Linked DNA regions of Homo sapiens: region 1 is linked to region 2. Evidence: chromatin loops called from intact Hi-C (ENCODE). Cell type or tissue: adrenal gland. All regions are shown on one strand. Links, peaks and the distances in the headings refer to the core of each region. The heading gives the core; the rest is flanking DNA.

Region 1 (12,500 bases), core at 2,423-10,422, 47 kb before region 2:
CTCCGCCTCCCGGGTTCAAGCCCTTCTCCTGCCTCAGCCTCTCGAGTAGCTGGGACTACAGGCACCCGCCACCATGCCTGACTAATTTTTTGTATTTTTAGTAGAGACGGGGTTTCACTGTGTTAGCCAGGATGGTCTCGATCTCCTGACCTCGTGATCTGCCTGCTTCAGCCTCCCAAAGTGCTGGGATTACAGGCGTGAGCCACTGCGCCTGGCCCCAATATTTTCTTATAATAACTTTTTTTTCATCTCCTTAGAATCTATGGTTAAATCCCCTTCCTTATTTCTTAATGTATTTATTTATTTAGCCTTTTTCTTAGTCATATCTGCCAAAGAATGTCTACCAAACTAGGTAGAGCTGGTCTTTCCAAAAGTCATATTTACTTACTTATTAATACTTTATCAAATCTTTTGTTTTCCATTTCATTAATTTCTGGTTTTATTTGTAGTAATTATTCTGCTTTGTTTTGGTTGTTTTTTTCTAGCTTCTTGAGTGGAATAATTAGTCCATTTAATTTAAACCATCTTGTTCTTTAATAAAAGCAATTAAGATTATAAATTTTCCTCTGGGAATCCCTGTGCCCATATTTTATAGGTTTTAAGTTGTAGTATTCTCACTGACATTTATTCTAAATAGTCCATAAATTCCACTCTTATTTCCTCTTTAACACAAGTATTTTTAAACTTTCAAATAGGGAGGAGGGCCTAGCCTTTTTGCTGCTGCTGTTAATATTTCCTTTTATTGAGCTGTAATTAGAAAACATAAAATAGGTTTTCTAATTAACTTAGAAATAATGTTTTCCAGCCGGGTGTGGTGGCTCACACCTGTAATCCCAACACTTTGGGAGGCCAAGGCGGGCGGATCACGAGGTCAGGAGTTCGAGACCAGCCTGGCCAACATGGTGAAACCCCGTCTCTACTAAAAGAAAAATACAAAAATCAGCCAGGTGTAGTGGCGCATGCCTGTTATCCCAGCTACTCGGGAGGCTGAAGCAGGAGAATTGCTTGAACCCAGGAGGCAGAGGCTGCAGTGAGCCGAGATCGCACCACAGCACTCTAGTCTGGGCGACAGAGCAAGACTCCATCTCAGAAAAAAAAAAAAGAAATAACATTCTGCAAAGATATGGGCAGATTGTTCCCTCTGCCTAACTGCCCTTCCTCAGTCTATCCAACTGGCAAACTCCTATTCATCCTTTAAAAAAGCTGGATTATCACATAGTCTAGGACCAACCACTCAGGCCTTTTGGGGCAGGTCTCTAGGGAAGGATTTTTTTAAGGAAGGACAAATTAGATAGATCCCAAATGTCCTCTTTGGTCTGCTGACCTGATCTTCCAGGCACTCTCCTCATACACTCGGACACCCATTCCACAGGCACAGCAGGGGCTCAGGGAGGTGGGAGGGGCTGGCAATGACACTGTATATTTGTCTGGAAGGAGGAGGAATTGGGGGAGGGATGGGTCTAGCTCTTACCTGCTCTCTGCCAGCCTGCCTGAGGGGGTAAGCTTCATGGAGTCAAGGACCTGAGTAGGACAGCAATACTGGTGTAGAGTATGAGACGCTGTGGACCTGAGAGACAGCAAGAGACAGAGAGAGACAGAGAGAGAGACAGGGAGGGAGGGAAGTGGCAGGGTGGGCGATGGGGGCAAGAAGGTGAGAGTGAGTGCGGGAGGGGAAAAGGGAAGGCTGGGAGGAATGGAGGATGGGAAATGGAAGAGGAGGCGTGGGAGGCAGGGAGGGAGGAAAGGAAGGAAGATAAGGGAGAAAGGAAAAGAGGAAGGGAGAGAGGGAGGAAGATGGAGAGAGAGGAAGGAAGGAAGGAGGGAGGGAGGGAGGGAGGGAGGAAGGAAGGAAGGAAGGAAGGAAGGAAGAAAAAAAGAAAAAAACCACAAAGTCAAGAAAGAGAGGACGGCACTCGAACCACATACAGAACACAACGACAACAGGGGGCAGTAGAGACGAAAGAGCCGGGCTGGGCCTCCTGTGTTCCAGGTGACTCCGTGGGGACCTCAGCCACAGAGACGCTGGGACACCACAGTAGGGAAGGGGGAAGGGAGCCCTCCTCACACCAGACGCCACAGGGGTAGGGAGGACGGGAGGGGAAGGGGGGATGAAAGAGAAGGGGGAAAGATGCATGGGGGCTCCCCTTAGAGAAGATCCCTCACAGGAAGGGAGGAAGGGATGGAGGAAGGAGAAGCTCTGGGCCCAAAGAAGGGGGAGAACCCAGGTGGGTGGGTAAGGGGAACACTGAAGGAAGAGAGGGAGAGAGATAGAGAGAAACCGAAAGAGACAGAAAAGGAGAAAGACAGAGAAAGAGGAAGACAGAGAAAGGGCGAGACAGAAGACACAGAGAGAAGCCAGAGAGAGGCAGAGAGCGCCAGAGCAGAGGAGGGTGAGGGCGGAGGAGGCTGACAAGGTCTCAGTGGTCTTGGTGACAGGATGGGACTCAGGGCTGAGTGGGTGAGGCAGAGGATGGGGTGGTTCCAGGTAGGAGTCTTTTGCTTTGAAGGCCAGTGCTTTACCCCCCACCCCAAGGCGGGGCCCACACTCCACCCCTGATGCTGTGCCCCCACCACCCCTAGTGCAGGGTCCAAAGACCCCTCCACCTCCTGCCTCCTGCGATTAAAGTCCGGAGAATGGCCAAGGGGAGGAGGAGGTACAGCAGGGCAGGGAGGCTGAGGGCCTGGTCCCTGCCCTACCCAGTGCAGCGCAGATGCCAGAGGTATGCCAGTCAGCTGGAGCCAGAGCAAGCTGGGAGTGGAGCCGACCCCTTCCAGGTCAGCCAGCCCCTGTCCCCCACAAGCCCACAGAGGCAGACTGTGGTCAGGGCCTGGCCATTCAAAAGCCCATGTAAAAGCCAGGAGACATGGCTGCGGGCCAGGCCAGCTGCGAATTTGAGGATGTCCAAATCTCAGAACCTTACAGGGAATCTTTGAATCTGAGACTCTTCTTATCGAAGGCTCTGGATTAATCATCATCAGGGCAACTGCTTCTCAGGTGCCAGTCTCCAGCCCAAGTCCTTGACTCATTATCTCTTTTGAATCTGAGACTCAGAGACTCTTAGGCTGCTGGAATGTTGGTGTTAGAATCTCAGAGGCCACGAGCCTGGAGCCCTGCAGTGCCTCGCACACAAGGCTAGTAGAGCAGGGTAGGAGCCAAGCTCACCCCTCACAGGCCACAGGCTGTGCTGCTCAGGGTTCCAGGGTCCTTCCAGAGCTGGGCACCTGGATGCCCATGGGATCTCCCACTTGAACTGGCTCCCTCCCCCAGGCCAAAGGCCTCTCAGAGTCCAAGAAGGGAGCCAGGAACCAGGAAGCCAGGAGGCTGCTGAATCAGTAGCCCAGGGACTGGGTCCAGGCCTGGGCAGGAAGGGAGGGGGCCAGGCTGCGGGGCCCAGGTTCCTACCTGCTGCTCCTCCCGGGGGGCTCCATGGGTCTGGACCTGTCCCAAGGGCAGGCCCCCTGGCCTAGCCGGTGTCTCCACCGTGTCACCACCCCCTCCTCCCCAGCCCTTCCCTAGAAGGAGGAACCAAGAAGGCGGGGCCAGGCCAGCTGGGCTGCGGGCCAGATTGCAACTGGAAACTTTGCTCCTTCCCCTACTCCTCCAGGAGGGCTGGGAACTCCTCCTCCGAGGAAGCGGCCTGGAGAGCTCACAGTCCCTCCTCTGGGCCAAACCCCAGGCTGGGCTCCCTCAGTGCACCTCTGCTAGAATCTCCCCACGCACCCCATCAAGTTTGTATCGCTGGCTCTATTCTCCTGAACAGAAAATTGAGATGGAGAGAGGTGAAGTAATACTGCTAGTAAGTGGCAGAACCCCAAGATCAAGACCCGGTTTGGCTATTCCCAAACCTGGAATCTGCCCCTTCAGCCATATTGCTACCTTGTGAGTACAGAAACCTTTCCATAGAAGCTTTTCACAAATACCCTTATTTTCAGCACAGTTAAAGAGACTATGTTTAGGAGTTGTTCTGGGACTCTGCATATTAAGTGCAATTCAAATCACCCATGTTGGGGTATCAAGATGGGGCCCCGGCCAATATTCTTTCTCACTGCAATAAGCTCTCACTCTTCTATGTTGTTTTCTAGACTGGCTGAGAGAAATGCTTCCTGAAGAGAAGAGGGAAAATCAAAAGAAATGCCAAGAGGCTGTTCTTCCAAGTAAACTGCCCAGCCTGACTTTATGGATGGGCAAATTGAGGCCTGGAGAGGAAAAGGGTCTTACTAAAGTTCATGCAGCAGGTCAGAGTAGACTCCAGGTGCCCTGGCTCCCTGCCTGCCTATTACAGCAACATCTCTGTCCTCCACATGGGCGGGACTGGAGAAAGGAGAGAGTTTTTTGGCTTTGAAGGATGTAGGGCTCCTGAGAATACCACAGGTCCAGCTCAAAGTGCTCCTGTCCTTTCACGGTCCCAGAGCCCAGGCCCCTGGCTGTTCTGAGCAGAAGGCGGCCCTGGGAGGGGCCAGGGGGCCAGTGATCTAGAAGAAATAGAAGCTGACAGGCAACAGGCCAGCCTTCCTGCCTCCCTGCTGGGGCAGCTGGTTCCTCTCAAGAAAGCCAAAGCTACTGAGAGAGAGAGGCCCTCCGGAACACCACAAGGTTGGCATCTGTGGGTCCTTAGTGACCTTCTCTCCCTCTGCCCACCCCTCAAAGCCCTGGTCCTCAAGGCTCTGGCCTTAGCATCTGCCTTTTTTTTTTTTTTAACTCTCCTTGAGGAACTCTCCTAGCTCCTGCAGCAGCTTCACCTTGTGCCCATTTGTAGTTATTGCCCTAAGAGCTGAACCCTCTTGACCTGGCAGGAGCCGAGAGACATTAAGTGTAGTGCTGGGCCGGGTGCAGTGGCTCACGCCTGTAATCCCAGCACTTTGGGAGGCTGGGAGCAGTGGGGTGGGTGGGGGACGGTGGATCACCTGAGCTCAGGAGTTTGATACCAGCCTGGGCAACATGGCAAAACCCTGTCTTTACTAAAAATACAAAAATTAGCCAGGCATGGTGGTGCACACCTGTAGTCCCAGCTACTTGGGAGGCTGAGGTGGGAGGATCGCTTAAGCCCCAGAGGCGGAGGTTGCAGTGAGCTGAGATCATGCCGCTGCACTCCAGCCTGGGTGACAGAGCAAGACCCTGTACAAAAGAAAAAGAAAGAAAGAAAGTGTAGTGGTAGCTTTAAGGGATGATGCTGTGTGACTTTGGGTAAGGCCCTTTCCCTCTCTGGTGAGACAAAGAACCTACACTTTGGTGCCTGGTAAAGCTGGGTACAAGTCCTTGCCCTATCACTTTTTAGCTGGGTAAGCCCTCTGAAGCTCAGTTTGCTCATCTATGGAAGAGGAGTGGAAATTCCTACCTCACAGTTCTTGTAGGGATTTGGTAGGTAGACAAAGTGTGCACATGGTAAATAGTCTCAGCCTGAACCTGAGAGAGTCTGTCCCTTCTCCCAGAGAGGCAGAGGAGACCCATGGGAAGCCTGTTTGTTTCAGGGATAGTGAGGAAGATTTCTAAGAAAATATCCCTGAACCTGGGACCACTTTTGGAATTCAGTTACAGCTGAGCATGCTGAACAGACTCAGATGATGACCCACCAGAGGCTGAAGGGAGGAAGGAATGAAGGGTGAGGAGCCTGACCCAGCCACGGGACACTGGCAGGGCCTTCATGCATTTATTCGACAGATACTGTGGCCCAGGCACTGTCCCCGGTGCTGGATACAGCAGTGACTACAGGTAGACAATGTCCTGCTCTCATGGAGCTTATATCCAAGTGAGAAGAGACAGACATTCACCAACTAATGCAATTCAACTGAGCAAAAAGTAGAGATGGCAGGAGGAGAGCATTCCAGGCAGAGGAAACAACCTGGACAAAGGACCTGAGGTGGTATTTCCAGCAAGCACGAAGAGACTGACGTGGCGGGGTGGGAAGAGCACAGGGGAGAAAGGTGAGACTGGAGATGGAGGTGGGGGCCCAGCATGCAGAGCCTTGGAGGCCTCTGTCGGGGTTTCCGTATCTATAGGAAGAGCAATTTGGAAGCCTGTGGTTTGGGACAGGCATGTGGGGTGGGGAGTATCTTTGAAGCCCCTAAAGTTGTATGAAAAGCATTAATTTCTGGGGAGAACATCTCTAGCTTTGATCAGATCCTCGGATGGGTCTGTGATCCCAAAGGGTAGGGAAGCTTCTTATATGATTCCATTCACTAAGTGCCCATGATGAGCTGGTGGCAGGCATCCTAGAACCTTCTGTGAGCTAGCCCCTACCCCATACCTCCAGCTAGTCTCAGCCTTCCCCCCACCTTCAACCTGCACCCCACCCAGACAGAAGCACCTGCAACTCTCTCAGCTACACTCTGCTGCTCCAAGCCTTATTAAAGAGAATGTGTGTCAAATGCTCTGTAATAGTACCTCTGTTGTCCCGCTGTGCCCCCACTGTCATCTCCCCACCTGGCTGGCTCCCCCTTGTTCTTCAAAAGTCAGCTAGATGTTGTGCCCTCTGGGAACCTGCCTTGACCCCACCCAAGCAGGTTGGGTCACCTCCCTTGTGTCCTTCCGCCCTGCTCTTTTCTCAGCCGGCTTCTCTCAACACTGTGTTCAGATGCCTGCTGCCCCTTCTCTGTCGGGAGCTCTGTGAGAGCTGTGTCTTGTTCATCCCAGTGTCCCCAGCACTCAGCACCGGGCACCTGGTCACACATGGTGGGGGGACAATGGACAGAGGTGGAGGCTGCAAGGTGGGCCAGTGGACACTAGAGGGCACTGTGGCCACTAGAATCCCAGCCTGCTGTTGGCCAGGCCGACCCAGGAGGCTCCCAGGCCCACAATTGTCACATGGAAACTGTTACTGGGTCCTGCAGCTCCTCAGCTCTGGACTTAAGCAACCAGGGCCACAGTTCCAGCCTCCCGATAAACCTTCTGCTCCCTTTCCAGATGAGACCGTTTCTCATGACAGTGCCATCTCACTGCAGATACTCCTTTAGTTCTTCACAAACGTGGGTGCCAAACACTCTTCTCGCAGTTCTGGCCTGCAACACTCTTCACTTCACTTTGCCCCACCCAACCCCTCCCCTGGCTAACTTCTACTCATGCTCCAAGCTTCCACTTAGATGTCAGCTTGGAGAAGCCTCCCTGGCCCTCAGGCTGGGTTGGGTATATTTCCGTGGTGCTCCCACAGCACCCTGCACTTCCCCTATAATTGTCTGTAATTGTCTGTCTCCTTGTCTATTTCCTGACCAGACAGTGGGCTTCATCACAGCAGGGCTGTTACTCACCACCCTATCAGCCACATTTAGCAGCATCTGGCACATTGTAGGCACTCAATAAATCCTTGAATGAAGGAATAAATGAATGGATGTGTGGATGGACAATTTGGGGCAAGTCATTTTACCTCTCTAGGTTTCAGTTTCCCCACCTGTAAGTCACCCCTACTTGGCAGGGTGGCCACAAAGATTAAAGATAATGTGTCTCCAGTGCTCTGTAATAGTACCTGATATTTAGCAGACATTTTCTGACTCAAAGCAATTATTACTATTTGGAACAGTGAGAAAAGGGCAGGGGGAGGAGTTGAAGGAGACTGCCCAGAACCTGGGATAATCTCTCTCACTTAGGTTTACCATTTAGATATGGAAGATGGCTTTAATAGCAATCATAAAACTATCAATTTTATTAAAAATAACAGCACCTGCTGTGTGCCAGGCCAGAGTCAGGAGGCCTCTGAGGAGGTGATGGGAAGCCCCTAGTCTCGGCCAGAGGATGCGAGGTCAGGGCCAAGGCCAGAGCTGTGGACATCGCTCCTGTGTCTGGAGAACAGTCATTACTGGCACAGCTGATTCCTAACTCTTTATTCATAGGTGAAAACTTGTCTAAGGGGTCATTAGTTCCCTCTGTAATTAATGTAAAACCTGCAGGGTTTGTATTAGTGGAAAAGTAAGCTCCAGCATCAAGCTGATAACATTGATAATGTGTACTTGTAATTATATACTGGAGGTAACTATAAATTCAGTCACTGAACTCATAAAATATCAAAATTCCTGAGGCCACCAAGAGCTGGGTAGCAGCTGTACCATCAGTAGCTTTATACCAGTTGTTCTGAGGTTATGAAAAATTACCACAAGCTGGTAGCAATGGTAATATTCACTGTACATTTAAAAGCTTTTTCGGCATAAAATAAGAGGGCACTTTTAGACAAAACAGCATGTTTTGATGCAAGGATATGGAACTTGAAAGCACAGTGAGCAAAGGTCATCTTGCTATAAAATAGGAACCAAAAACAATCTTACAAGTGTTTGCCTCTGAGCCGACCAGCTCTGACCTCACTTGGGTACACATAAAAACTGTGCTTACTGCAGAAGAAACAAGAAGTACCAAGTGTTTTCTCTCTCTCCTCTCATCCAATTCTGAGGGAATCAATTATCTCACACGGCCCCTTGCTGCCTTGTGTTACCACAGGCTGGAGGATCACTGCAGTCCAATGGCAGGAGGGGCAGATCCTGAAGCTGGAAAAGGTCACATAGCTTCCAGGTTGGTGGCCATGTCAGGCCATGGGCAAGCAGAGGAAGCTGGTCCAGAGAGAGAAGTCCATGAAAAAGAGATGATAGGCTGGGCGCGGTGGCTCACACCTATAATCCCAGCACTTTGGGAGGCCGAGGAGGGGGGATCACGAGGTCAAGAGATCGAGACCATCCTGGCCAAAATGGTGAAACCCCATCTCTACTAAAAATACAAAAATTAGCTGGGTGTGGTGGCACACGCCTGTAGTCCCAGCTACTTGGGAGGCTGAGGCAGGAGAATCGCTTGAACCCAGGAGGTGGAGGTTGCAGTGAGCCAAGATCATGGCATTGCACTCCAGCCTGGGCGACAGAGCAAGTATCCGGCTCAAAAAAAAAAAAAAAAAAGAAAAAGAAAAAGAAAGAAAGAAAGAAAAAGAGATGACAGGGACCAGGCAAGCCATGAGAGATGGAGAAAGATGAGACATGGGCCCAGGAGATGCAGACAGCGAGACAGCAACCTTGGTCCTCGACTTCCTGGTCCCACTTCCAGTTGGTGTGAGGCCTGGCTGTTTTTCATTAACTGTTCTTAGATTCTGTGAAATGTAGCCTCACAATAGTCCCCTCATTAGCCCTTTATTCTTGAGCTAGCTTGAGTGGGCTTCCGTTCCTCACAACAAAGTGTACCCAGACTAAGACAAGTGAAAATTGGGAATGTAAGTGCAGGGTTTGTGTAAGCAAAATCGCATAAAGAACACTTAGGTAGAGAGGGGTGAATGCAATTGTCCAGCGTTTGTGTTTGTTCACCCAGAAGCTCCCTGGTTCCCTGACACTTGCAACCACAGCCACACGCTCCAGCCACACGCTCACACACACTGACATTCAGTGGCACACAGCAACAAACGCAGCAGCAACCAGATATGGTTCTCTGCAGACCCCCTGACATGCAGGGCCACGCGCCAGCATGCAGTGTTGCACTTTGCTCTTCACAGCCACGCTGCCATGCAGCAGTGCACACCCACATGCATAAACACAGAGGTGCTGCCCGTAAGGCTCAGGGCAGGAGTCGAAGCTTCACTGAGCTCTGTGCAGCCTCCCTCCCCAGCTGCCAAGTGACTCATCCCCAGGGCTGCTAATTAAAGCCAGGACAGAGGGGACAGAGGCAAGGGGAGGGGAAGAGAGAGAAGGCAAGTTTATTTCGGTGCCAACCAGGCACTCAGCCAGCTTAGGGGTCACCCACTTCCTGGGGCTGGGCCAGGCGGCGGCAGAACACAGAGAGGAAGGGGAGGAGAAGAGAAACCTCTTACCCCTTCTTGCCCTTCTTTAGCTTCCTGGAAAGTTACCTCCTCCTCTCTCCCACTGTCAAAATCCAGCTCTGACTCCTCTAGACTTCTGTCCTCACAAACTGGCTGTCTACACCATCATCACGCTCCCATTTGGGCTGGCCCGAGCTGGCTCATCTGTGTCTGCAGCAACCCCAGACTGTGAAGCAGTAAGTGGCAAGGTTCCAGGCAAAGGAAGTGGTAGGAACAGGGCAGGGTGGGCAACCGGGCTGAGCCAAATGGGAGGCATCATGGGAGGTGATGCAGCTGGATGGCTCTGGGGATGGGTAGTGTCTTGGACATGTGGATGGGGGAGCCACAGACGGTTCATGAGGTCTTGGCCATCCCAGATTGCCAAGAGGTGAAAACAAGAGATTATCTAATCCAAACTCCTGTAGGACAGATTGGAGCACTGAGGCCCACAGTGGGAGGCTCCTCCTCCCACTTCTCCTCCAACTGCAGTGGCTCCCGTTGCCATAGGGACGTCCCTGTCTCCGCGGGTGTCAGCGGCTCCCCCACCCCCTCCCTCCTTCCCTAGCAACAGGCCACCTCCTCCTGCTTTCATCCTTGCGTGCCTAGCAACCCCAGCCTGGTCCCCAGGGCCAACAAGTTCAGGCTGACCCTCACTGCAGCAGTGCCTCTAGGCCTGGGCCCCCTCATCTTCTGGTGAGGGCCTCATCAGGCCCGTCCTGCCCTCTCTGTTTTCAAGTTCTACACTTGTTCACATTCTTCCAGCCTGACTATATAGCATATGACAATGGATTGGGTTAGGGGAAAGCAGAGGACACTACAGTTTGTTGCACCACTATTTCACACCAAGCATTGCTTTACTTTAAGTTCTCTCATCAACCCAGAGAAGTCAAGACTATTGTTTCCATTTTACCCATGAGAAACTAAGAACCAGAGAAGTTAAGTGATTCTGCAAAGAGTGCACAGCTAGGAAGCAGGCTCTGCTGCTAGCTAGCTTTGTGACCTCGAGCGATGGCCAATCCCTCTCTGGACCTTGGCTTAAGGTATCTTTAGGTCAGATCTGTGACACTTCTCAGGGACCCACAAGAAGTCCAGGCACCTTTCTCTGCCCATGCCTACCCCCCACCCCCATCACCAACTGTTCAGCTCTAATTAGACGCCACACTTCCTCTGGCACCCCATACTTTAGAAGCCCTCAGGCCTGGGTCATGCCAAGGGTGGCTTGCAATCTACCGACTCTGCTCTCTCCTTGCTATTCAGTTCCCATAAAAGCCCAGGCCTAGCGCCTCTCCTCGGTGTTTCTTCCACCTCCCTAGCCCTTCCCCCTCCACACACACATGAAGTTTATTAGATGAGGAAACTGGGGCTCCAAGAGACAAACAGATTGTCCAGTCACACAACTAGAGAGCAACCCACCCCCCAAATGGAGGCCTGTGCATGGATCCAGTGTTTCTGCCCTTCCTAGGCCACAGAGCCTCGCCTCTCTCCTCCAACTTCCCCAGCTCCCCACTGATGACAGAAGGTCGCTGTGACCCAGTCCTGACCCGCGTTCTGACCTTACTGCTCTTTTCCTGCCTAGATCTTCTATTTTAGCCCCACGGATGGCTCCCTGTCTCTAAACCCACCCCCCTCGCTTCCCTCCACAAGCTGATCCCACCTCCGGGGACACCCTCCTTATGCAAATCTGCACGGCAGTCCCCGACAGCCCTGCTCAGACGCTGCCTGCTCCAGCAAGCTCTCCTTCACCCTAACTGGAGCGAATTCAAAAATTTACAAGTAGGTCCCTACCCAGCCCTGGTTGCAAGTTCAAGTTGCCTTCCCACCATGTTGTCAAGATATTGCCCCATACACGCCATGCTTTAGCCCCTTCCCATAGCCTGAGTTTGACCCTCGCTTCCCAGATGCTGACTCCTCTAGGCCCCTACAGCCTCCTTGACTCTGGGCCCAGGATGGATGTCAGGAAGCGTGTCTGAATAAATTAAATGCTGGCTTTGGAATCAGACAGCCCAAGGCACTGACTCTCTCAGAACCTCCTTCTCCTCATCTGTAAATCAGGGATTGTAATCCATGCCTATTAGGGCTGTTGTGAGCATTAAATAAGATCATATTCCAAGTTGTTAGTATGTGAGGAACAAATGGTGATTGCTATAATTGCTAATATTAGGATGAGGATGAGGATGATGATTATTATCTGCCAGGCTGTCGAGAGCTCCCGTGGTGATGGTATGGGTAGCACTCTGGGTTGGCGCCAGGCAGACTTGGGTTTGAATCCTGGCTCAGGATCCATATATTAGCTGAATCCACATATTAGCTGCCTGGCTGCAGGCAAAACCCATAACCACTGTGAGCCTCAGTTTCCTCAGCTGTAAAACAATGATGATAAGGCCAGCTCAGGTTCTACCTACAGTGTCACTGGGAGGATCAGACAAAAGAAAGTCCCTGACAACTTCTGTAAGTTGTAAAGGCCCAAATGTATATCATCACATGACTTATGATTATGCTCGTTATTAAATGTCCTGAGCTCTAGGTCCCAGGAACTTCCTTGCTGGGAAGAGCTGAGAACTAGAGATGTTTTCAATCTTCTTCTTCAACAAGTAGCAGGCACATCACCGGGGATGCTTGCAGGAGCCCCGTGCTCGGGTGGCCTCTCTCCAAACCCACGGTGGGACACTGAGATCTATTCCCTTTGCTAGACAGGTGCCTTCCTAAGTGCTAGGACAAGCTGTGCCCATGACATGCTCCTTGGCTGCA
Region 2 (12,500 bases), core at 2,542-10,541:
GTCTACAATAAGTAAAGTACTGCTGTCCACCACTGAGGATATAGCAATGAACAAAATAGGACAACGATCCTTAACCTCATAGCGCTAACATTCTAGTGGCAGAGACAGACAAGAAGCAAATGGAATATGTAGGGCGCACTGGATGGTGAATGAGGTTGAATAATGTCCCCCCAAAATTAATATCCACACAGAAACTGAATGTGACCTTATTTGAAATAAGGGTCTTTGCCGACGTAATCAACTTAAGATGAGGTCACACTGGATGAGTACAGGCCTTAATCCAATGACTAGTGTCCTTAAAAGAAGGAAAATTAGATGCAGAAACACACATACGTGAAGAGAACGCCGCATGAATCTAGCAGTAGAGATTGGAAAGATGAATCTATAAGCCGAGGAATGCCAAGGACTGCCACAGCCACTAGATGCTGTAAACGGCAAGGAAGGATTCTCTCCTAGAGCCTTCAGAGGGAGCATGGCCGCGCTGACACCTGGATTTTGGACTCTCAGCCTCCAGGGCTGTGAGGGAAACCACTTCTGTTGTTATAAGCACCCTGTCTGTGGTATTTTGTTATGGCAGCCCTGGGACACTAATACAAATGGTGACAGGTGCTCTGGAGAAAGACAAGGCAGCAAAAGATGATAGAGAGGCTTCGGTGAATCAGATATAGCCTCTGCCCTCAGGGAGCTCCCAACCTACTCAGAGAGCCACAACAATAAGTCACAAACATGACTAATGAGACAGAATGTACAAAACACTAGAGCTGAGGTACAAGGATGGCGGGGAAGGGTTGGGAGGTCTTTATGGATGTGAAAGTCCTTGAGCTAAGCTAGGATTTCAACAGGTAGAAGGTACTAGAACTGGGCAAGACCTGCTAATAGGAACCCTGTGCCTGTGAGGAAAGGAACAGGGTCAGGAAAACAGTGTCTGTTTAGGGAACCACATGTAGTTTGGTTGAAGACAGCGCAAGAGACGTGTGTGGTGTGTGTATGTATGTGTGTAGCAAGGGATGGGAGATGGGAAGACAGAGCTTGATTCAGCTTAGAGAAAACTCCATTGCCAAACTGAAGGATCTGGATCTTCCCTTATAGGCAATGAAAAGCCATGAAAGGTTTTTGAACAGGAGAGTGACACGGTAGGGAGAGTGACATGGTGGGAGGGGAGGGGCCCACGTGGATATTGCACGCACCAAGTATCACACACTACAAGGTGAGTTTAGCATTGGTTCATTGTTGTTGTTCATCAGAAACTGTGGTACTACCTTCTTTACCCACCTGCTGCCTCCCAGAGTCATTTCCCAGAAGCCTCAGTCCCTGGGACCAGCTTTGCCAAGCAACGTGGAGCTAGAGCAGAAAAGAGCCTTAAAAACCACATCTCACCACTGCCAGGATCTAGTCAACAAGAACCCGTCAGAATACTGAGAACCATGAAGCATTTGCCTCAGATCCAAAGGTGGCATCTGTTCAAATTGGTTTTTCCTACTGGATCCTCACAGCTCTCTCCCTTCCGTGAGCAGACCTTTTCTCCCAAACCTGTTAGCTGCCAAGCACGAGGTGGGAAAATCAAAATGAAAAAAACATTGGTCTGGCTGGGCGTGGTGGCTCACACCTATAGTCCCAGCATTTTGGGAGCCTGAGGCGGGAGGATCACTTGAGGCTAGGAGTTTGAGACCAGCCTGGCCATGATGGTTAAACCCTGTCTCTACAAAAATTAAGGCGTGTAAGCGCATGCCTGTAATCCCAGCTACTGGGGAGGTTGAAGCAGGAGAATCGCTTGAACCCAAGAGGCGGAGGTTGCAGTGAGCTGAGATCATGCCACTGCACTCCAGCCTGGGTGACAAAGCGAGACTCTCTCGAAAAAAAAAAAAAAAAATTGGTCTTTCTCTCAGACTTTACAGTCCAGAATATCAGAGCTGAAAGGAAGGAACTTAGAGGTGAATTCCATCTCCAGATAAGAACACTGAGGACCAGAGAGAAGTGATTTGCACACAATTGCTATGATCAGTCACCACTAGGATATGACCCTTTTCTCAGGCTATTTCCTGCGGTCTGGTGTTCCAGAGTCTTAAGATTGCAGACTTTAGAGGGCAGAAAGGTAGGAAAGTAACCATCTGTGAGGAACATAGAAGAAAAAAGAAAAGGAAAAGGAAGATTCTCTTCTCTGTGGGGATCCCTAAAGAGATAGCGGTGCTTAAAACTGAGACGGCATTTGGCTAATTAATTAATTATCCTTCCAGCCCCCTTTCCCCTAGTGGGGGAAGGGGTGAGATGTAACCAAAATACCTATCAGTCTCAAACAGCTGCACAGAAAGCAATTCTAATAGGCAAGTCTGGGGTTTCGTTTTAGGAAAATTTTCTCTCTGAAGATGATTTGTAAGCTTGATCCTGTCAGAACATAAAACCACATAACCCAATGTGTTTCCAATTTTGTCCTAGCTGCCATAAAACTTTGAGCCAAATTCAGAGTCCAATTATAATCCAGTTCATTTTAGGTACCTGGCAACATCTATTCGTGCTTCCTTTACATGGTATCTGGTCTGTTTTCTTCCACATTTTTATCCCTAATTGTCTTTCTTTCATGTTATAAACTGATGAGTCGCCTAATATCCTCTTTAAAGTAGGCGGGATATAAATCTTACATAAACTAAATTATATTTACAGATGCTAAGGGGATTTGAAACAATGAAGAACATTTGAAGGAACAGATGATATTTGGCCTAGAGGAGAGCAGGCTTATGAGGACATGATTACTGTCTTCAAATATCCAATAGGCTGTCAGGGGGGCAATGTAGTGGAATTATTCTGCTTAGCTCCAAAGGGCACAGCCAGAAGCAATTGGTGAAAATTACAGAGAGATGATCCCAGAGGGAAGAAAGCTCTCACAGGCGATGCTTGGCGAAGATGGCGAGTTCACTGTCATTGGAGGTCTTCAAGTAGTGGCTGGACAGCCTCATCAGGAGGGTCTGTTGCCTAGGGAATGGAAACACTACATGGAGGAGTTGAATAAGATAATTTTGGCCAGGCACAGTGGCTCACGCCTGTAATCCCAGCACTTTGGGAAGCCAAGGTGGGAGGATCACTTAAGCTCAGGAGTTCGACACCAGCGTGGGCAATGTAGTGAGACCCTGTCTCTACTGAAAAAAAAAAAAAATTAGCTGGATGTGGTGGCACACATCTGTGGTCTCAGCTACTTAGGAGACTGAGGCAGGAGGATTGCTTGAGACCGGGAGGTTGAGGCTGCAGTGAGCTATAATTGTGCCACTGTACTTCATCCTGGGAGACAGGAGACCTTGTCTCTAAAAAAGAAAAAAAAGATAATTTTAAAGGCTCCTTCCGGCCCTGATTTGCACTACACAGTCCTAGATGTAGAAAAGAAGTCTGGCCGGGAGGTAAGGAGGGGGGACAGGAAAAAAAGAAACAAAGGTCTTTGAATGCTGGAACATTCCAGCCAGAAGCAATGAACCCTGACAGCCCCTGAGACACTCCTGAAAGGAAGAATGGTCCATAAACAGAACTCAAGCCTGCATTTCCCCAGTCCTACTGCATGTAACTCCTACAGGGCAGGAGAAATCAAAAAATCCGTTCCATTGCTCTCCACTGCCATCTAACTGGCTATTATTCAAGGAAGAACAGGTCAAGACTGCTGGAGCTGGAAAGAACCTTAGAGATCATGTAATCCAAACCCCTCATTTTATAACCGGATAAAAAGAGGCTCAGAGAGTTGAAAGGACTTGTCTCCTTGTTTGCTACTCCACCAGGGCCGTGGTGGAGTTCACTGTCATTGGAGGTCTTCAAATAGTGGCTGGACAACCTCATCAGGAGGGTCTGTTGCCTAGGGAATGGAAACACTACATGGAGGAGTTGAATTAAGATAATTTTGGCCAGGCATAGTGGTTCACGCCTGTAATCCCAGCACTTTGAGAAGCTAAGGTGGGAGGATCACTTAGGCTCAGGAGTTCAACACCAGCGTGGGCAATGTAGTGAGACCCTGTATCTACTGAAAAAAAAATTAGCTGGATGTGGTGGCATGCATCTGTGGTCCCAGCTACTCAGGAGACTGAGGCAGGAGGATTGCTTGAGGAGGGCAGAGATGGTTTTGTTGACCTTTCAATCCCCCAACCAGGCTTGGCCCTGGGTTCTTGCCCACTGTGGGTGAACAGTAAGCAGTTGGAAAATGGAACTGAATTGCCCAGAGGCACTGCAAGTAGAAGCTAGGCCTTTCAACCCCCAACCTATGATGCTTTCCATAACAAAATCTCATTCAATTCAGTTCAACAAACATTTATTGGTTTCTCTATGTGCCAGATCTGGAGCTACAGTAAAAGATAAACCAGAGGCAAGCTGTGCCCTCAAGGAGCAAACATTCCTCCAGGGAGCTAGGCTCTTCCCACCTCGGGCCCTGCACACCTGCTGTTCCTTTGGCGCGGAAAGTTCTCTTTGCTGCCTTTGCCCACTAAACTGCCTATTCATCCTTCAAATCTCAGATGAAATGTTGGCTCATCAGCGGCACCTTCTCTCACTCCCAAACTGGGCAGATCCCTCTGATACATTCTCTCAGTGAGTCCTTTTCATTCCTGAACTTAGCAAGTTTGTAATTCTATATTGATTTGTGCAGTTCTTGGTTTGCTAACCTCCTGCCTCCTCATTAGACTGTTAGCTCTACAAGGGCAGATACTGTGTTTTGCTTCCCACTGTATCATAAGCCTGGCCAAAAGCCAGGATAAGCAGTCCATGTTTGTTGAATGCATGAATCGACAACCTAATCGATTATGTAGACAGATAAATCATAACTACAATTCAATGTGATAAGAGGTATAGGGTAATAGAGAAATCATTTCTTTCTTTCTTTTTCTTTGAGACAGAGTTTCACTCTTGTTACCCAGGCTGGAGAGCAATGGCGAGATCTCGGCTCACTGCAACCTCTGCCTCCCAGGTTCAAGCGATTCTCCTGCCTCAGCCTCCCCAGTAGCTGGGATTACAGGCATGCGCCACCACACCCGGCTAATTTTGTATTTTTGTAGAGACAGGGTTTCTCCATGTTGGTCAGGCTGGTCTCGTACTACCAACCTCAGGTGATCTGCCTGCCTTGGCCTCCTAAAGTGCTGGGGTTACAGGCGTGAGCCGCCGTGTCTGGCTGAAATCATTTCTTTAGAAAGGAGGAGGCCAGCTCCTGCATCTATGGAGCTGGCCTTGGCTAGCCTTGCAGAACGCATATACGGCCAGACAATCAAAGCATGGGGCAAACGGCATAGCTTTGTGAAAGCGCCCATTGTGTTCAGACAAACCAAAGCTACTTGTCAGCATCTCTCCATTTCCCCAGTCCCCTAGGAAGCAGGCAGTTCTGCCACAGTGGGACAGACTGGCCACCACCTGCTGATTCGGGTTCGGGCACAATTGGCAGTCAGACCACAGGGCAGAACTGAAAGGAAACTCCTGGAATTCGGAATTCACAAATCTCTCTATTTCTCAGGATTCTGCTCTCCAGGAGGAAGATTGAGAGATCTGATTGGGGCCGGGTGCGGTGGCTCACGTCTGTAATCCCAGCACTTTGGGAGGTCAAGGCAGGTGGATCACCTGAGGTCAGGAGTTAGAGACCACCCTGGCCAACATGGTGAAACCCTGTCTCTACTAAAATACAAAAAATTAGCCAGGCGTGTTGGCGTGCGCCTGTAATCCCAGCTACTTGGGAGGCTGAGGCAGGGGAATCGCTTGAACCCGGGAGGCGGAGGTTGCAGTGAGCCGAGATCGTGCCACTGCACTCCAGCCTGGCAACAGAGCAAGATTCTGTCTCAAAAAAGAAAAGAAAAAAAAAAGAGAGAGAGATCTGATTGGTCCTGGAATGAGGGATCAGTTCTGCACCTTTCCGGTGGGATAAGACCTACTCCCAGGCATAAGAGAGTATTGCCCTCTAGTGGTAATAATAATGATAATGATGATAATGATAATGATAATGATAATGATAATGATAATAACAACTAGTGGATGTGGTCCTTGCTTGGGAGATCAACCATACCCGTTTGCCCAAGATTGTTTTAGCACTTGAAAGACCCACATCTCAAGAAACCTCTGAGTCTCAGGCAAGCCTACTCCTTGATGGTGTTCAATGCACTCGTATACACATGATCTCATTACATGGCTCCTAACCCTCGATGCCAGGAATCAGGATTCAGTCTGCACAGATCTGTAGAGCTTTAGAGATCCAGCCCATTTTCCAGATGAGGAAACAAAGCCCAAGAGGAGGGAAAAAATTTCCTTCGTCAGCATTACATTACAAATTAATGGCAGAACCAGAATCAGCATCTAGGTGTCCAGGTCCACAGCCCCGGCCACTGTTGCCCCTGGCTGGCATGCCCTCAGCTACTCTGTCAGTTTGTCTAGGTCCCATGTCCTCCAGACTCGCTAAACTACTCACCCCTTAATCCTTTCAGAAAACTTCCCCCTCTGAAAGCCTGAAACACTCATTTGACACTTAGCATGTGCTATAGGTACCGTTTTTTATCCCTTAAATGTATAGTTCAAAAAAAAGAAAGCTCCTCAGCTCCCCACAAGCCCAACCCCCAGAGATACTAACAAGGAGAGCGGCCTCTGGTCAGAAGAGTCTCAGGAGTGGCCCTAGTTGGTCCAGGGCCCCGAGGAAAGTGCATTTGGCACTGCAGAGCAAGAAAGGAAGCAGAGGGAGGCTTTTGCAATCACCAGGTGGGATGGATTTGAGAGCCAAGAGCTGAGGAGAGGTGAAAAGGCATCCTTGCAGCCTCAAGACAAAAGGAGAAAGTGAGAGCCTTCTTTGCCCCAGGGATGCCGCCAGGGAATGGGTCCTGCTTTTTCTGCTGCCAAAATTGCTGTGCCCTTCTCCGTTCCCCTGGTCCCTGACAAGGACCCCCAAAATCAGCTCTTGCCTTTCCCCTCCACTGAGACAAATTTGCAAACTCCCACATCTCTGTGGAAACGGCAGAGAGCAGGAGAGAAGAAAAAAGGAGAAAAAAATCCACCCACATGCCAACAAACTGGAAAAAAAATAACCCAGGCCTTGTCGCACTCAGCTGTTGGCTTGCTGCTCCCTCCCACTGTGGCGGCTGCTCCTGCCTCCTGGACATGGACCCAATGCTGTGCAGTTCCCCTTCCCATCTGGAGCTGGCTTTTGTCAATGCCCCTTGTCCCTACCCCCACCCCAGCTCTGGGAGAGAGAGTCCTGGAGTCCAGGAGGAGGAAAGCTGGAAGGGAGGACCGGCAGAGCCACCCAGGGCTGTGGCTGACCACAGACTCTGTGCCCATCACCGTCTCCCAAACTATGGAGGGGAACTTCCTCCCCTCCCAGGGAAATAAGTTAAGGAGATGGGGCACTGCCCACAGGCTGGCCCCACCAGGCCACTTCTGTCTCAGAGGCTGTCCCCTGCGTCTTCTGTCCTCCCTCCCCCAAGCCCTTCCCCTTGGCTGCCTCTCTCTACCATTTTCAAGCTCTGTTTTCAGTCTAACTCCTTCTATTTTCATCTTTTTGTGCCCTCGCCTTTCTTCACCTTCTGCTCCAGTTCTGGGCACCATATTTAAACAAAGCAAAACAAAACAAAATGGAGTGTGTTGCTAGGAAAGGAGGGATGTAGAAATCATCACTATTAGGAAAACGGAGATGTTTTGCCCGTAGAAAGGAGGATATGGACTCAGAGGAGCATGGAAGGATAGAAACACAAGGAGCTTTTTGGATAACCTTATTTTACAGATGAGGTGATCGAGGCCCAGAGAGGGAAGAAGACCTGGGGCTACCATGCAGAAGAGGGGACAGCTTTGTTCTGTGGGCCTCCAGAAAAAAGAAGGAGGACCAGTGAGTACGATTTATGAAAAGGCAGATTTATTTATTTATTTATTTAGAGACAGAGTCTCACTCTTGTTGCCCAGGCTGGAGTGCAGTGCCATGATCTCAGCTCACTGCAGCCTCTGCCTCCAGGTTCAAGCAATTCTCCTGCCCCGGCCACTCGAGTAGCTGGGATTACAGGTGCCCACCAACATGCCTGGCTAATTTTTGTATTTTTAGTAGAGACAGCGTTTCACCATGCTGGCCAGGCTGGTCTTGAACTCCTGACCTCAAGTGATCTTCCCGCCTCGGCCTCCCAAAGTGCTGGTGTTACAGGTGTGAGCCGCCCGAGAAGGCAGAAGATTTAAATGACAGTTTTGTTTCTTCCTTCTAAATCCGTATTCCTGTTGTTTCGTTTCTTTGCCTTGTTTTGCAGGATCTCCAGTTCAATTCTGACCAAAAGGGATGATAATGAGCATCCTTGTGCTGTTACTTATGTTAAAGGGGAAGATGTCAATGTTTCATCATTAGACATGGTCTTCACTGGAGGATTCGGAGGATTTTGGAGGATAGTCTTTACTCTTTATCAGGTTAGGGAAGTTTCCTCTCATTCCTTTTTTTTTTTTTTTTTTTTAAGACAGGGTCTTGCTCTGTTGCCCAGGCTGGAGTGTGGTGGCGCCATCACAGCTCACTGCAGCTTTGACCTCCCAGGCTCAAGAGATTCTCCCACCTCAGCCCCCCTAAGTAGCGGCGACCACAGGTGTATGCCACCACACCTGGCTATTTTTTGTAGGGATGAGGTTTCACCATGTTGCCCAGGCTGTCTGGAACTCCTGGGCTCAAGCGATCTGCCCATCTAAGCTTCCCAAAGTGCTGGGATTACAGGTGTCAGCCACCGTGCCCGGCTTGCTAAGAATCTCTTTTGTTATGAACAGGAGTTAAGTTTTACCAAATGCTTCATCAGCATCTTTTCTAATGATCATACATTTCTCTTCTAATCTGTTTACATGGTCAAGAATGCAGCATTTAGTTCAAGAGACAGGTGAAATTTCTAACATACAAAACTATCCAAAGAGGCACTAGCCACCCCATGGACCAAAGTAGTCAATTCCAAGTCACTGGAAATGTTCAAGTAGAAGTGCAGCCACTCAGTAAATATCTAGGTGTCAGGCACTGTTCTCGGTTCTGGCTACTTAGTGGTGAAGAAGATCCCTGCTCTCCTAGAGCTCACATTTTAGAGAAAGGATAACAGACACAAACAACCAAACAAATATATGAACAAGAACATTTCAAAAAGTCAAAAGTGTTATGAAAACAAATGAATAAAACAAAAAACAGTACAAAGGTAGTATAATAGGGTGAGGATGGAGAACAAGATGAAATAGGTTAGTCAGGGAAGGATTCTCCATGGAGGTGAGAGTTGAGGTGAGCCTGAATGACAAGAAGTTGTCAGTCATTTCATGAGGGCCCAGAGGCATGGGATCCCAGGGTGAGAGATGAGCTTGGTGTATTCAAGGGAATTCAGAAAGAAGTCCAGCTGGAGGCAGCAAGAGGAAAGACTGGTACTAGATGAGGTAGGAAAGAAGTTCTGGAGTAAAATGGTGTAGGGCCACGCCAGCCATGGAAGACATTTAGTTTTTATTTCAGATACAATGAAAAGCCATTGGAGGATTTTGAGCTGGAAGTGACATGATCTGAATTTTGTCTTTTAAAGCTTACTCTGTCTGATGTATGGAGAATGGGTTATAGTGGAGGCAAAACCAGAAACAAGAAGGCCAGCTAAGAGGCTAGTTATGAAGCCAGTTAGACAGTCCAGGCAAGAGACCGTGATAGCTTGGGCTAGGATAGTAATTGTGGAGAAAGATATGTGGACAGATTTGGAATAGATTTTTACCTGGGCAGCACTATCAATCAATATGATCTAATCAAAATTTATAGAGACTCCATCCAATAACAGCAGAATACACATTCTTCTCAAGCTGACATGGAACATGCACCAAGATAGACTATATTCTGGGCCATAAAACACACCTTAACAAATTCAAAAGGCTGGGTGTGGCGATCACACTGGTAATCCCAGCACTTTCGGGAGGTCAAGGCAGGAGGATTGTTTCAGGCCAGGCATTCAAGACTAGCCTGGGCAATATAGCGAGACCCTGTCTCAACAAAAAAATTAAAAATAAAAAAAATAGCTGGGCATGGTGGTACGTACCTGTAGTTCCAGCTACTCAGGAGGCTGAGGCAGGAAGACCCCCGCAAGCCCAAGATTTCGAGGTTGCAGTGAGCTATGTTTGCATCACTGCATTCCAGCATGAGTGACAGAGTGAGACCCTGTCTCTAAAAAGAAAAGAAAAAAAAAACCCCACAAATTTAAAAGAATAGAAATCATACAAAGTATGCTCTCAAACCACAATAGAAATAAAACAGAAACCGTCCAGGTGTGGTGGCTCATGCCTGTAATCCTAGCACTTTAGGAGGCTGAGGCGGGCGGATCACCTGAGGTCAGGAGTTCAAGACCAGCTTGGCTGACATGGTGAAACCCCATCTCTATTAAAATACAAAAATTAGCCGGGCATGATGGCGGGTGCCAGTAATCCCAGATACTCGGGAGGCTGAGGCAGGAGAATCGCTTGAACCCGGGAGATGGTTGTTGCAGTGAGCTGAGATTGTGCCAAACTGCACTCCAGCCTGGATGGCTGAGCGAGACTCCTTCTCGAAAAAAAAAGAAAAAAAAGAAATAAAATAGAAACCAGTAACTGAAAGATGGCTGGGAAATCCCCAAATATTTGGAAATTAAACAACAAATTTCTAAATAACATAGAGGTCAAAGAAGAAGTCTCAAGATAAATTTTTAAATATTTCAAATTAAGTGAAAATAAAAATGCAATTTGTTAAAATGTGTGGGATAGCAGAAAATCCCAAACAATCTATAGGGGGTACCACTCCTGGAACTAATGAAAATATATATAGCAAGGTCACAGGGTACAAGGTCAATACACAAAAAAACAATTGCTTTCCTATATACCAGCAATAAACAATTAGAATTTGAAATTTTAGGGAAGCAATACTGATTTTTTTGTTTTTTTTTTTTTAGACAGAGTCTCGCTCTGTTGCCCAGGCTAGTCTTGAATGCCTGGCCTCAAACAATCCTCCTGCCTTGACCTCCCAAAAGTGCTGGGATTACCAGTGTGATCGCCACACCCAGCCTTTTTTCTTTTTTTTTTTAGACAGAGTCTCGCTCTGTTGCCCAGGCTGGAGTGCAGTGGCATGACCTCGGCTCACTGCAACCTCTGCCTCCCAGGTTCAAGCAATTCTCCTGCCTCAGCCTCCCAAGTAGCTGGGATTACAGGTGCACGCCACCACACACGGCTATTTTTTGGTATTTTTAGTAGAGACAGGGTTTCACCATGTTGGCCAGGCTGGTTTCGAACTCCTGACCTCAAGTGATCCACCTGTCTTGGCCTTCCAAAGTGCTAGGATTACAGGCATGAACCACCACGCCCGACTGCAATACTGTTTTCAATAGCAGTAAAACAATGAAATACTTAGGAATAAAATATAACAAAATGTGTACTGGACCCAAATCTACAAAACTACAAAACATGAATGAAAGAAATCTAAATAAAGGGAGAGCTATTCCATGTTCATGAAAAAGAGGACTCAATATTTTTAGGATGTCATTTCTTTCCAACTTAATGTATATATTCAGTATCATTTCAGTCAAAATCTCAGCAAGCTATATTATAGCAATACTGAAAAACAAAGTTGGAGGATTCGCACTATCTAATGTCAAGACGCCACAGTACTATAAAGCTATGGTACACAAGACAGTGTGGTTGAGTGTGGAAAAAAACAAACTGTTTTTGCTCCGCTCTCACAGAACAATCAACACAGATTTCTGTGACCAGATGTGTGGGAGTACACACACCAAATGAGCAATCAGTTTTGTTGTGGACACCAGATGAATGTCCTCTAATTTCATGTAATTTTGATACTAACTACCCGGAGATGGCGTCAGATCTCACAGGTTGAGAGCTGTCTCCAAGAATGCCATGTTCCCCTCGCTCATCCTCACCTCCGCCTTCAGATGTGACTCCTGGTTGTTTTACCAGTGATTTTGACAGACTGGCTATAAACTGAGTTTCCACAACCCCCTCACTGAGTTCCATTAATTTGTTAGAGTAGCTCACAGAAAAGTTTCTATTCCAGATACAAGGAAAAGGGGAAGTTGTCAAAGTTTCATCATTAGACACGGTCTTCACAGAACTCAAGGAAACACTTACATAATTTATTTACTTATTTATTTATTTATTATTTTTTGTTTGTTTATTTGTTTAAGACGGAGTCTCGCTCTGTCGCCAGGCTGGAGTGCAGTGGCGCGATCTCGGCTCATTGCAACCTCCACCTCCCAGGTTCAAGTGATTATCCTGCCTCAGCCTCCCAAGTAGCTAGGACTGCAGGCACACGCCACCACGCCCAGCTAATTTTTTTGTACTTTTAGTAGAGACGAGGTTTCACCATGTTGGCCAGGATGGTCTCCATCTCCTGACTTCATGATCCACCTGCCTCGGCTCCCCAAAGTGCTGGGATTACAGGCATGAGCCACTGCGTCCGGCACTTACTTATATGTATTAGATTTTTGTTTTTTTAGTTAAACAATCATTTTATTGCTTGAGTACATAGACAATTTATGTGACCAGGGCAGAGGCTGTGGATG

Evidence for each region. Peaks named below come from ENCODE experiments on the same cell type or tissue, not always from the same donor. Only the 100,000 strongest peaks of a DNase experiment are listed, where the experiment ranks them.
Region 1: a loop joins it to region 2, with 10 times the contacts of the local background. A loop is called at or near these places in 8 of 110 quality-filtered maps.

Annotation. Positions count from the first base shown.
Region 1 is chrX:53,278,093-53,290,592 of GRCh38, forward strand. All of the region lies in intron 2 of IQSEC2 (IQ motif and Sec7 domain ArfGEF 2), which reads right to left. Among named protein-coding and RNA genes, the nearest start is that of IQSEC2, 37 kb to the right of the region's middle. RefSeq lists silencers at 1,976-2,175, 10,115-10,409 and enhancers at 3,096-3,923, 10,019-10,910. In adrenal gland, for the core only: CTCF peaks have their summits at 6,684 (motif pointing right) and 6,885; DNase peaks (open chromatin) are centred at 3,521, 6,729, 9,619, 10,185 and 1 weaker place; H3K4me3 peaks cover 1,146 bases; H3K27ac peaks cover 4,492 bases; H3K27me3 peaks cover 1,259 bases.
Region 2 is chrX:53,325,306-53,337,805 of GRCh38, forward strand. No RefSeq gene overlaps it. Among named protein-coding and RNA genes, the nearest start is that of IQSEC2, 10 kb to the left of the region's middle. In adrenal gland, for the core only: a CTCF peak has its summit at 5,919 (motif pointing left); no DNase peak of the experiment used is centred there; H3K27me3 peaks cover 2,144 bases.